Linked DNA regions of Homo sapiens: region 1 is linked to region 2. Evidence: chromatin loops called from intact Hi-C (ENCODE). Cell type or tissue: sigmoid colon. All regions are shown on one strand. Links, peaks and the distances in the headings refer to the core of each region. The heading gives the core; the rest is flanking DNA.

Region 1 (5,000 bases), core at 1-5,000, 230 kb before region 2:
CGAGTAGCCGGAATTACAGGCGCCAGCCACCACACCCAGCTAATTTTTGTATTTTTAGTAGAAATAGGGATTCACCGGCCGGGCGCGGTGGCTCACGCCTGTAATCCCAGCACTTTGGGATGCCGAGGCAGGCGGATCACGAGGTCAGAAGATTGAGACTATCCTGGCTAACACGGTGAAACCCCATCTCTACTGAAAATACAAAAAAATTAGCTGGGCGTGGTGGCAGGTGCCTGTAGTCCCAGCTACTCGGGAGGCTGAGGCAGGAGAATGGCGTGAACCCAGGAGACGGAGCTTGCAGTGAGCCGAGATCGCGCCACTGCATTCCAGCCTGGGCAACAGAGGGAGGCTCCGTCTCAAAAAAAAAAAAAAAAAAAAAAAAAGGAAAAGAAATAGGGTTTCACCATGTTGGCCAGGCTGGTCTCGAGCTCCTGACCGCAAGTGATCCACCCGCCCCGGCCTCCCGAAGTGCTGGGATTACCATGCCCAGCCCATCCAAATCTTTAGTGTTTTCCATCCATTTATCCCTTCCTCCATCTTGGAAGGACCCTAGAGCCAGACTTCCTGGGTTTTAAATCCTAATTCCATCGTTTACTAGCTCTGTGACTGGAATGCTTTATTTAGTCTCTTTTTCAGAGAGTCCTTCTCTGTAAAACATGGATAGTAATTACATATGCCTGAGATTTATAAAACAATTAAATGACTAATTTCTTTATATATATTTTTTTCTCTTCTGAATTTATCTTTCATTCTTCTTTTTTGTTTTTTGAGATGGAGTCTTGCTGTGTCGCCCAGGCTGGAGTGCAGTGGCGTGATCTTGGCTCACTGCAACCTCTGCCTCCCGGGTTCAAGCGATTCTCCTGTCTCAACTTCCCAAGTAGCTGGGAATACAGGCATGCACCACCATGCCTGGCAAATTGTTTGTATTTTTAGTAGAGACTGGGTTTCACCATGTTGGCCAGGCTGGTCTCGAACTCCTGACCTCATGATCCGCCTGCCTTGGCCTCCCAAAGTGCTGGGATTACAGGTGTGAGCCACTGCACCCGGCTTAAAATAAATTTTAAAGCCTTCGTTTGGTCAGCATTTCTTGATTACATATCTTTCTCCTTTAGGTCACGGCAGTTGCACAACAGAATCAAGGAGAGGTCCCTGAACCCCAAGATATGAAAGTGGCTGAGGTTCTCTTTGATGCTGCAGATGCAAATGCCATTGAGGAAGTAAACCTTGCTTATGAGAACGTCAAGGAAGTGGATGGACTGGATGTTTCCAAAGAGGGCACGGAAGCCTGGGAGGCTGCTATGAAGAGGTACGATGAGAGGATCGACAGAGTGGAGACCCGGATCACCGCTCGCCTTCGGGATCAGCTTGGCACAGCCAAGAATGCCAACGAGATGTTTAGGATTTTCTCCAGGTTTAATGCACTGTTTGTCAGGCCTCACATCCGTGGGGCCATTCGCGAATACCAGACCCAGCTGATCCAGCGCGTGAAAGATGACATTGAGTCTCTTCACGACAAGTTCAAGGTCCAGTACCCACAGAGTCAGGCTTGTAAGATGAGTCACGTTCGTGACTTGCCCCCTGTGTCAGGGTCTATCATCTGGGCTAAACAGATCGACAGGCAGCTGACGGCCTACATGAAGCGGGTGGAAGATGTCCTTGGCAAGGGCTGGGAGAATCACGTGGAGGGGCAGAAGCTGAAGCAGGATGGAGACAGCTTCCGCATGAAGCTCAACACGCAGGAGATCTTTGATGACTGGGCAAGGAAGGTGCAGCAGCGCAACCTCGGTGTCTCGGGGCGCATTTTCACCATCGAAAGTACTCGGGTTCGGGGCCGAACTGGAAATGTGCTTAAGCTGAAAGTTAACTTTCTTCCTGAGATTATCACACTATCCAAAGAAGTCCGGAACCTCAAATGGCTTGGTTTCCGCGTCCCACTGGCGATTGTGAACAAAGCCCATCAAGCAAACCAGCTTTACCCGTTTGCCATCTCACTGATCGAGAGCGTTCGTACCTATGAACGGACCTGCGAGAAGGTGGAGGAGCGGAACACCATTTCCCTTTTGGTGGCTGGCTTGAAAAAGGAAGTGCAGGCCCTGATCGCAGAAGGCATTGCGTTGGTGTGGGAGTCCTACAAACTTGACCCATATGTACAGCGCTTAGCAGAGACTGTCTTCAACTTCCAAGAAAAGGTATGCTCTCATGTAATCCTCAGGTGTCCTGGTAACGAATGAAGCACAGTAATAGCGAGCTCAGTTAAAACACTAGTTCTCCCGAAGAAGGCATGCATGGTTGATGCAGCATACGGCCATGTGAGCTGCAAGGGAGGAGGACCCTTTGTACTCACCGGGCTATTTAATGGTGCTGGGTTTTAGGGAGGCCATTAAGTAACAACCTGAGTTTAGAAACAGGTGGAGAGCTAAAGGACACAGGAGTCCAACAGAGAGCAGAATGCAGTTTTATTGCTGCTACAGCTGAAAGCAGAGCAGGCTCTAGGTCTCAGCCACGAAGGCCTTACCCAGAGCCTGCGGCTGCCAGCGGACCAGATGCATACGACAGCGAGGCTGGCTCCCCAGGCACAGGAGGAGCTTAACAGAGCACGTTTACTTCCTTCTCCCAGATTTACCCATCAGAGGCCACCTCTCCCATTGAGTGGGAGTAAGGGAAGAGAAGCTGGGGAGGCTCCATGCATTTTCCTTTCCTCTGCAAGGACATGCGAGTGGGGATTAGTGTTCTCACCCCAGCAGCTAGGATTAGCTACTTATGGAAGAACTGTGCCTGGAGCATTTGTCAATGTATAATATTTGAGAAGAATGTTATGTGAGAATAAAGGAACAGAGTGTGAGTGGGTGTTTTAAATATTAAATATTTCTTCCTTCAGGTGGATGATCTGCTGATCATTGAAGAAAAAATAGACCTAGAAGTCCGTTCCTTGGAAACTTGTATGTATGACCATAAGACATTCTCGGAAATCTTGAACAGAGTCCAGAAAGCAGTGGATGACTTAAATCTGCACTCCTATTCCAATTTGCCCATCTGGGTCAACAAGCTTGACATGGAGGTAAGGGATAGAATTTGCTAGCATTTTCCTCCTTTTTCTTCTGCTGACCCTCCAGTAAGCTTATTAGTTTGTCACTAAAAAGCATTTTTCCTTGGAAATTATCTGTGATAGTTCAATTCCCCTCCAAAATCTCATTTAACTAGTGATAGAACTGAATTGTGGCCAGGCACAGTGGCTCATCATGCCTGTAATCCCAGCATTTTGAGAGGCCGAGGCAGGCAGATCGCTTGAGCCCAGAAGTTTGAGACCAGCCTGGGCAACATGGCAAGACCCTGTCTCTACTATAAATACAAAAACTAGCCAGGTGTGCTGATGAGCACCTGTAGTCCCAGCTACTCAGGAAACTGAGGCGGGAGGATCACTTGAGCCCAGGAGGCGGAGGTTGCAATGAGCCAACATCGCACCACTGCACTCTAGCAGAGTGAGACCCTGTCACACACACACACACAAAAAGAACCAAATTATGATACTACATGTCAGTACTCACATCAAGTTTAAGTTGGAAGCAGGGAGATAAGAGGGAGGAGAAAGTGTTGCCTTTATTTGCTGGATATTTGATAACTTCCTATTTGTCCTTCCTTGCTTTCCTTATGATTCGTGTTACCTTTTCTAGCCCTCCAGGTGTCCTCCTCTGATGACCCTGCCACTCCCCAACACCCAATTTAGAAACAGCCACATTCTGCCCCCACCCGTATCCCCGTAGACAAGTGGGGATGGGTAGAAGGTGTGGTATGTGTGCATAAAGCACACTTACCAATCCACGCCTTTTCCCACTGGTGGACTTCAGAGAGCACACCAGTGGAGAGTGTTGGGGAGGAGGATATTTTATAGCAGAGGTTACAGGTTGTGAAGGATTGGTGATTCAGTATCCAAAGATGGAGAAGACAGCCTAACAAGTGATCTGTGGCTGGGAGAAAGTGAGAAAGTGAGATTCTGAGAAGAGAGATATGAAGGCTTCTAGTCCGGAACTGTGTATCTTTTATCTGAAACACCTACCACTTTCTGATTGACTTGCTTTGTGAGCTAACTTTTAGAAGAAACACTGTTCTCTGATATAACGTTGTCTGTAGATTGAAAGAATATTGGGCGTCCGTCTGCAAGCTGGCCTGAGAGCTTGGACGCAGGTTCTTCTTGGACAAGCTGAAGATAAAGCAGAAGTTGACATGGACACAGATGCTCCACAAGTTAGTCACAAGCCTGGTGGAGAGCCAAAGATCAAAGTGAGTGCTTCTGTGGCATTCTATTTACTAATAAGTGAAATAACAAAACTCTCTCGTTAAAAAACACCTATGGAAAGGTCACTTAGTGTGGACACCTGGCAGATGCCACCTTAACCAGGTGATGAAGGTCAGCCTCACCAGTGGCGATGTGCAGGTGTCATGTGCCCTCTGATGTGATGCGATGGGAAGGGCAGGTCACCTCTGCGCTCTTTCTCCAAAATCCCTCACTCTCATGTGAGATGTTAACATTGGAGAAAGCTGGTGGAGGATATGTGGAAACTCCTTGTACTTCCTTTGAAACTCTCCTGTAAATCTAAAATAATTATTTTAAGTCCTAAAAAATGAAAAATTAAATTTTAGGAAAAAAACTACACTGGAAAAAAACTTCTTACCATTCATGCAATAAATTATTTCAAGAACTGCATGTAATCCACCAGAAGTCAGTGTTCAGACCATGACATTGAAACGTACTCCACTGTTTTAACAAAGGTCTCAGTTCACATCCCCGGGAAGAAGGTGGCAACACAGTGGCCACCACACGGAGTAGTAGTCTGTGCCTCCCGAGCCATCTCTTTCGCATTTGTGTGGAGCTTAGCAAGCTTTCTAAACAACTGAATAATTCTGTCAACTAGCACTGTGTAAGTAGGCCCTATCTGCTGCTATTGGTGGTGGTTACAAAGGAATCCACCTTACAGTAAGTGTTTATAGTATTTGTGTTATAT
Region 2 (8,192 bases), core at 1,490-6,489:
TAAAGACCCTGGTAGCTGAAGCAGCAGCTCCCTGTGCTCTTAACGCAGCCCTCCCAGGAAAGCCGGGCCAGGTTCCCAGGCCTGCTTCCCATCTGCAAACATGTCACGGTGGCGCCATCCACCCTGTGCCCATCGTGGGCCTTAACGCAGTGGTTTCTGTTGAGTGTGATGGCATGGCCGCGTGCTGCCACCTGGGAACCACAGCAGCCTTCAGGTGCATCTCTCCTGGCTGTGCCTTTCACATCCCTGAGCACTGCTCCTAGGAGTATTCGTGTCCTCTCTACCTGTGGAATACGGGCCTTTGTTCCTAAAGGTGAACTGATCTAAGGTAGCCATGACAGCCATCCTTGTGGACAGTTTCCGCTTTGGAGGCCAAATTGGGTCATGTGGAGAGATTAGTGATGAACGCTCCATGTGCAACTTTTGCACCTACATAGTTGTAAACGTTCAGTTTCAAATGCTTCTGAGGCATTGAGTATGCAGTTTCAAAATTCAGGACTTAGTATTTGGCCTAAATAGAGAGTGGCCGATCCCAAGTAAGTAGCATTTATGGTGACATTTCTGGCGACCTTGCAGTTCTGAAGGTGTTGCCCTGGACAGGGAAGCCGTGGGGGTGTGTGCCCGAGTAACCAACGTGACCGACTGGGGACTCTCTGATTTCTCCCCCTTCTTTAAAATTCTCAGTCGCAGTGGCTGGGATGAAAGAGGGATTGCAGGGGTACACTGACAGGTGACTTAGGAGTCATTTGCTGATAGGAACCAGGGGTGGGAGAGGCAAGAGGAGGAGGTTATGTTTCCTTTGAAAACAACTCCGAAGTGTGCTGTCTAGTATGGAGGCCTGTGTGTGTCTTTCTCCCCCCACCTCCAGTTTTAAACACTATGATATTGTCAGTTTTGGATTTGAGGCTTGATAACAATCTTTTTCTTCCAGTTTTTGCCAAGGAGTGTACTGTCCTTAATGTCTGTCTGGTACCTTGTCTGGGGCCCCTTCGTTGTGTCTACGTGCCCTCCCCAAGGCCCCTCTTGCTGGGTTCAGGGCCCAGTGGAGAGCACTGTGCCAGCCTGGGGAGGGGCTGCCTTTGACTGCATGTCCTGACCCCTGGCTCAGCCCAGGCTGGCCCAGGCCCTGCAGGGCGACACCACTCTGTGTCCACTCTGCCCCTCTGACTGCTGCCCCTTTCTTTGACAGCCGGCAGAGCACTTCTGCAGGCAGGAGGACAGGATGCAAGGTGTTCTCCAAGACCAGAACTAAAAGTGCCCAACAGCTTGAGAAGAGGGCACTGGAGAGAGGGGCAGGGAAGCGCCCTTCTCCTCGGCTGTGCTTCTGAGTAATGGCTCCCGCAGACCTGGGGAGGGCCTGGGGAGGGGTGGCCGCGGTGGTTCCTGATATCAGGTGTGTAAGGTGCAATGCGTGCTGCTAACCCTAGGAGAAATTTGGGGAAAATATTTGTAGTTTTCTCGCCAAACTTTGAGCTTCCTCATTGAAATTTTTCAGTCTTTCAGCCTAAACGTTATTATGAGCAAGAATATCTTTTCTAACCTAATCTGTGGAATAAAACACAGCATTTGGCAAGAAGAGGCTGTTAAATACTCAGTCAGCATCACTGTTCCAGCGTGTACCAAACCACAGAGATGAAAGGCTCAGACGAAAGTCAGGTGCACGCTGCGTGGCTGGAGAATCCCGCTCCCACCCGGCAAGGGGGCGAGCTGGTCCCTGGGCGGTGTCAGACACCTTCTGAAGGTGCCAGGCCAGGGCCAGGGGAGCTTCAACTCGCCCTCCTTGGGTTGGCCTTTTTCACCAGAATTCAAGAAGCCAGATTTGTGCTGTGACTGCGATGGGGCAGGCTTCTAAACACTACTGGTGGCCCTGGAGCCTTTCTCTGAGGCTTTTTTCTTATTCAGAAGGAGAATTAAAAATTCCCCCAGCGGCCTGGAGAAGGGAACCTTTGGAAAAGCTTGCCTTCTTTTAAAAGCAAATGCATGTGCAGGAGTAGACACTTTACAAATAACCAGTAGCCTTGGGGTCGAAATTTGCTTAAATCATGGTAAAGGATCTCATTTCTCTTTTGTGCTGATTGAACCTTCTAGCAGTTTGGAAGTGTTTTCCTGTGAACCCTTAGCTGGGGACTGAGGGTAAATGCCTTAAAAATGGAGGCATGGAAAATCAGAAAGGAGCTATCACAATCATTCTTTTCTCAAAGGCGTTCAGGAATTCTGAGGAAGAAATGCAGTGACAGGATGGGATTTTAGGGGCAAGGACACCGTCCGGGCGGGGCCCAGGGCTCTCCACTGGCTGACTTCACCCCCAGGGCCCAGCTGGCACGTGGCCAGGCAGCCATTTCTCCCCAGTTCCTCCACTTCCTGGGGTTCATTTTAAATAATAAATTGTAAAGTATGAAATGAGTGCTGAAGTTGCCTGCATACAAGGTCCTCATCACCTCTCGCCTGGGAGGGAGACGTTTTCTTTCTTTGTTGAGCGAGCTCAAAGTGTGAGGCGGAGAAAACCTAGGGGTTGGGGGCGGCTGGAGAAGGGATCCACGGAAACCCAAGCGCCACATCATGCGTGTCTGACTGCCCACGGAAGAACTAGAAGCAGTTCACCAGTGGATTTTCTGGGGAACGATTCATGGAACACAGCGTCTGGCGTCCAGCTTTGTGGGTGAGGGCATGGCGGGGGATCCGGTGGCCCTGCCCTGCCTCCGGTGCCGGTGGATGGGGGAGGGACTGGCCTCTGACTGCGGGGTTGCACCATGGCGGCGGTCGGTGTGCCCTTGGCTGAGGTTTCGTTCCTTAGCAGTGAGAACCTCCACATGCGTGGGTAGGGGTCGGGTGACCTGGAGACGCCTCCTCCGGTCTGGTCTGGGTGACAAAGGTGAAGGTTTATAGTCTACCACCCTGGCAGCAGCCTGCAGGGCCCCCCCTTGTCTGGAGCACACCCTTCGCCACGGGCTGATTGGGACTGTCGGGTGTTGCTTTAAGTTAACAAGGTGCACATCACAGCGACCCCAAGTGATGTCCCAAAGGGAGGAGACATTAGTCTGGCCGAAGTGAAGTCTGTGGCTTTATATGTAAAAGCACTCGTATGCAACTGTTACCTTTGAAACTCAGATCCTAGTTACGAACTATAAGAACGTGCCCCTCCAGTAGAGGGAGACTGTCTCACTGATGTTGATTTCTTTATTCATTTCCGCATCTGTTACACGAACTTCGTGTCATAAATTGCTATCCTTTCATTTGAAAGTGTAAAAAATTTCCTGCATTTTTATCATTTCTGTATACTTGAGTTTATTAGAGATTGTTATGTTAGGCGACACTGTATAAAATTGTATGGATATTTTGAGTGAAAATCAAAAGTAAAATTCACATGTATTTCCTTTTTTATATTTTCATCCAATTTCTTGACAACTTGAATAAATTTCATAAAGAGCCTTCCTAACATGAAATATTGGTAAATTAAATTCTTTACTGTTGCAATAATTAATGAAACTTTAGTATCAGTATTGTTTTATAATTTTAAGGAAATCATGTTTGTTTCACTGCTTTGTTTTTTTTTTTAGCTGTTGCCTTGTCACTGTCACAGCTAACAAGACTTACTACATACTTGATATTCTGAAGTACTGTGGGGCTGTCCTCTGTATACTGACATTAAATAAACGTGTGTGAGTGAACTGTAAATGTAGATAATTTTCAGTAGTCATTTTCACATCTAAGCTTTAAAAATCCCAGTGAACCAAAACCAGAAAAGTTTTTAAATGCTGTAAAATTAAGGACCTTGTTAATGTTTATAGAACAGCCAGCCACCGGAATTGCTCCCTCTTACTAAAGCTGACTGTTTCTCATAGTTGGCAGCGTACTCGATGAAATGTTCTGCGTCTCAGATACTGTTTTATGTGGTCCTCCTCTGTGCCAACTCCAGTCCGGGAGAAGGACTGTTGATTGGCGTTTCGGCTGAGCTGTGTAGAGGCTTCTGTTTAATGAGAATGCAGACATTCTGAAGTCGTCCTGGGCCACGAGCTGGCTTTTGTTACATGGACTCACTATCCCGGATGCTGGACATCCGACATTCTGTCCAGCCACCCAGCCAGCAGCTGGGAGAGTGGAGAAGGTAGCGGCTGGTAGGCTGCTTGCTTTTTTTTATTTTGCTGTAAGTTCTGGGATATATGTGCTGAACGTGCAGGTTTGTTACATAGGGATGCATGTGCCACGGTGGTTTGTTGCGCCCATCAACCCGTCATCTATGTTTTAAGCCCCGCATGCATTAGGTATTTTTCCTTATGCTCTCCCTCCCCTTGCCCCCAGGTAGGCTGCTTTCAGTAGGAGCTCTTTTCCTGGCTAGAGTTCATTGTCTGCCTACTCCTCATCTTGAATAGTGTTTGCTTAAGGCTTTGTGCTGGCGTGAGGTTGTCCTGCTGTAGACACCAGGCCCGTCGTCGGTGCAGAGCGCTTCCTACACAGGGCAGTGGGGGACGTTCCATTTGGGATGAGAAGAACTCATGATTTACATTGTCTTACTATGAAATACCATCCCTCACTCTTGACAGACGACGTAGCTGATCTGAGCAGCGCCCTGGCACCCGCAGGCCTACCCCCCTGCCTGAGGTGTGATGAGTGAGGGCGAGCTGGCCTCAGACACAGCCCTTCCTCAGGCCCTTGTGCTCCCATTTAATTGTCACTTCCCTGCTGTGTCATGAGACATCCAGGTCCCACTCAGCCGCCTCTGCATGTTGGCAGCCGGCTGAGCCCTGTGCTCTGCCTCCAGCACGTTCATCGGGTGGGGAACTCCCAGAAGCTTCCCACGGTGCTGTCTCTGGAGTGCGGGGTCAGCAGAGCCTCCAGTGCTGAACTATCTGCACTTTTTGTCTTGAGTCTGGGCTGTCAAAGCGGAGGGAACATTCAGACCTACAGCTCTCAAAAGCGGCCTCCTGGGGCCTACGACTGCCACAAGAGTGCACAGGGCTCTGTTCTTAGCACTGAACAGGGCGTTTTGGTTTGTGTTTTTTGAGACAGGGTCTCGCTCTGTTGCCCGAACATGGCTCACTGAAGCCTTGACCTCCTGGGCTCAGTGATCCTCCCATCTAGGCCTCTTGAGTAACTGGGACCATAGGCACACACCACCAAACTCAGCTAATTTTTGTGTATTTTTATTTCTGTAGGTACAGGGTCTTGCCATGTTGCCCAGGCTAGCACTGAGTAGATTTTAAGCCCTAAAGACTATTAAGTTGACAGCAAGTTTTGTTTTTTTAAGAAAACCATGACATTTTGGTCTTTTAAAAATAGCTAGTTTGTACCTTCAAAAAAATAAAAATAGCTAGTTCTCAGCTGGGCATGGTGGCTCATGCCTGTAATCCCAGCACTTTGGGAGGCCGAGGCGGGTGGATCACCTGAGCCCAGGAGTTTGAGACCAGCCCAGCCATCATGGCAAACCCCCATCTGTACTAAAAATACAAAAATTAGCCGGGCGTGGTGGCGGGCGCCTGTAGTCCCAGCTACTCGGAAGGCTGAGGCACCATGAAAATCACTTGAACCCAGGAGGTGGAGGTTGCAATGAGTCGAGATGGCGCCACTGCACTCCAGCCTGGGCGACAGAGCGAGACTCTGTCTTAAAGAAAAAAAATAGCCATTTCTCCATGTGTGGCTGCCTGTCAGAATTAATGGATTCTGAACCCAGGGGTCTCTGGAGACGAATGGACCATCTAGAGGCTCTCAGCTCCCTACCACCCCTTCCAGGGTCAGTGGCCTCCAAAACCAGCCTCCCCTTTTAGGTGGGGGGCAGCATAAGCAAAATCCTCTTTGAAGTTACTCAAGCTAGAAAGGCTTTATGGAGACTAAGTGGGGTCCCTTCTTCCTGCCCCACACAGTAGAGAGGATTGCAGGGCCAAGTGGGTCCCAGGAGCGGGAGGGCCTCCAGTGACAGCCCGGGCCGGTGCTGGTCTCCATCAGTGAACGGGATCACGATGAAGGCCCACTGACTTGCACACGTTCTCTCTGATGCTTTTCTTCCACCTTCAGATCGCAGCGGAGCCCTTAGATGGTCGTGCCCTTCATCTGCGTGGTCTTTCCCCGGAAGTCTGAAGAGTACAATCCTTTTCTCTGGGTGGCTTTTCTCATTAGATGCCAGGTTGAGTGGCATCTGGGCAAGTGTGGCCCCTCACTGTCACCTGTCAGTGGACAGGTTAAAGCTGGCAGAGGTACGTGGTCCACTGCCCAGCTATAACTGAGGTCCCAAGCCAAACTGCACGGCAAGTCTGGGGCAGAGATGGGTCCCGACGTCCCTGGGCTGGGCCCAGGGTTCCCGGCTCTGTGGCTCACGTGCCGCTTGTGTGATGTAGAGACTGGCTTCGGGTGCCGTGAATAAACCATGGCTGCTTTCTCCAGGTTTGCTTTGGTTCCTTTCTGTTGTGGTCTGTGTAGTGAGAATGGTGGGAGTCTTGCACGTGAGCAGTTAAGGAGTGTGTTCAGAGCTGGAAGTCTTGGTTCTGAGAGCAGGCTAGCCTGGTCATAGTTCTCATCGTTTCCGCACCGTCTCTAAAAAGGTGTCGCTTTGCAAATAACATTTAACTCGTGTTCTCCCCAGGGTGAGATTCTGCCAGGAGCACCTGCCACAGAGGCCAGCATTGGAGCCTCAGGGGCTACGTGCAGGGCCAAGGCTGGCCTTCTCCCTCTGGGGGACGCCAGTGGAGGTGACCTCCACAGCACGCCGGCCAGCTGGCACCAAGCTCCCGGATGTTGTGGCTGTGTAGAACCAGATTCTGTCTTGTGGTACTTTGTCCACGATCTCAGGAGAGAAGCGCTAGTCTGCCCGCCCGCGTGCCTGCCATGAAACGGGTCCCAGGGCCTGTGTGCGTCTTACTTTTGTTTGGGTTGGAAAGGGTGACCTTGGGGGTTGAATGACCAGAGAGGGTATTGAACAGTCCCAGGTGGATGAGGGATGAGCTGGCGCCCAGCCCACACTCTCATCCACATCCCACAGCTGTCTCCTTGAGGTTCTGTCTTCTCTGACACTCACAGGCCAGGGGTCGTGGGGGTCAGAAGGGGAAGCCCTCCCAGAACCCAGAGCTAGGAGACCGTCCAGGCCTGACAGAGCTTCAGGACATGTCCTTTCTCTGACGTGGCCTGTGGCCCTCACAGTCCTATCTGGCTGTCAGAATCTCCAGTCCGAGCAGCACCTGCAGGGGCAGGAACATGGCCTTGCTGCTTTATTGTAAATTGTTTTGAACCAAAATATTTTTCATATATATTCTGGTGCAACAAGGTGTAATTCTCTTAACTTAGTATTATAAATTAGAATCAAACCCAAACCAAGAGCTGGAGTATTTTTTTATCACTTAATTTTGAACTGAAGTCTCTAGCGGGAATAAAACAGTGACTCTGCGGGGAGCCAAGCAGCTGACTAATATTAGAGCCAAGGCTTGCCCCGTTCCTCTCACGGTGTGGGGGCTGATGGGACGCCGTGCAGATTCTGCCTGGGGAGCTCCTTTGCCTGATGGCAACTGGTAAAGCCTGGAATTGCCAGCTGTCCTGCTTCTGGTGCACAGCCCAGCAGCTCCCGCACGCTGCTGAGCACAGGTGAAGCGTGGGCGGGCTCCCCTTGCCAGGTCCTCCGTCGGCCGGGCCGGGCCTTGCCCCTTTTCTCCCATGAAAAGGAAGCAGAAGGACAGGGTAAAACCCCACTCCCTCCCTGAAGAGCAGGCGGATTGGGGCAGCAGGGTCCCTGTCACCGGGAGTTTGACACGGATGACCATTTGGGCAGTGGATCCCCCACGCTGTGCTCTCGAGGGAAGCTGCAGCCGGGATCCTTCCATGGGGGCCTAGGTGTCTGTTTCTCGTCTTCCTCTTCTACCACCTGATAATCTTTAGACTGAATCACAGGCAGATAGAAACAAGGTGACTTTTTTCATTTGATTCTCTTTTGAATGGCGCTTTTTCCTCCTGTTGCCTCCAGTGTTCACCACGGCAAAGTGAGTCCATCTCCAGCAAGTGACAGGTGCCAAGATGAAGGGTCCAGTGACTCGCACAAGTCCTCAGCGGCATGCAGGGCGCCGAGGCCCCTTCCCTGCCACCCGGAGTGCTGTGTCGCACCCCCTGCTTCTGGGCATGCCTGGCACTGATGCCAACGCAGGGCCACAGCAGGCCCAGCACACTCCAGGGCTTGTGCCTGCAGGACTGTCTCCTGGGGCTTGCTGGGGTCACTG

What was found. Hi-C counts contacts between places; a loop is a spot of excess contacts. Peaks named below come from ENCODE experiments on the same cell type or tissue, not always from the same donor. Only the 100,000 strongest peaks of a DNase experiment are listed, where the experiment ranks them.
Region 1: it touches region 2 in a loop (4-fold over the local background); 1 of 110 quality-filtered maps calls a loop at or near these places.

The regions. Positions count from the first base shown.
Region 1 is chr14:101,984,575-101,989,574 of GRCh38, forward strand. It overlaps DYNC1H1 (dynein cytoplasmic 1 heavy chain 1), which reads left to right. Exons shown (of 78, transcript NM_001376.5): 8 at 1,113-2,189; 9 at 2,879-3,058; 10 at 4,129-4,278. Among named protein-coding and RNA genes, the nearest start is that of DYNC1H1, 23 kb to the left of the region's middle. In sigmoid colon, for the core only: no CTCF peak of the experiment used is centred there; no DNase peak of the experiment used is centred there.
Region 2 is chr14:102,211,331-102,219,522 of GRCh38, forward strand. It overlaps a transcript of WDR20 not described here and a transcript of MOK not described here. Among named protein-coding and RNA genes, the nearest start is that of WDR20, 76 kb to the left of the region's middle. In sigmoid colon, for the core only: no CTCF peak of the experiment used is centred there; a DNase peak (open chromatin) is centred at 3,927.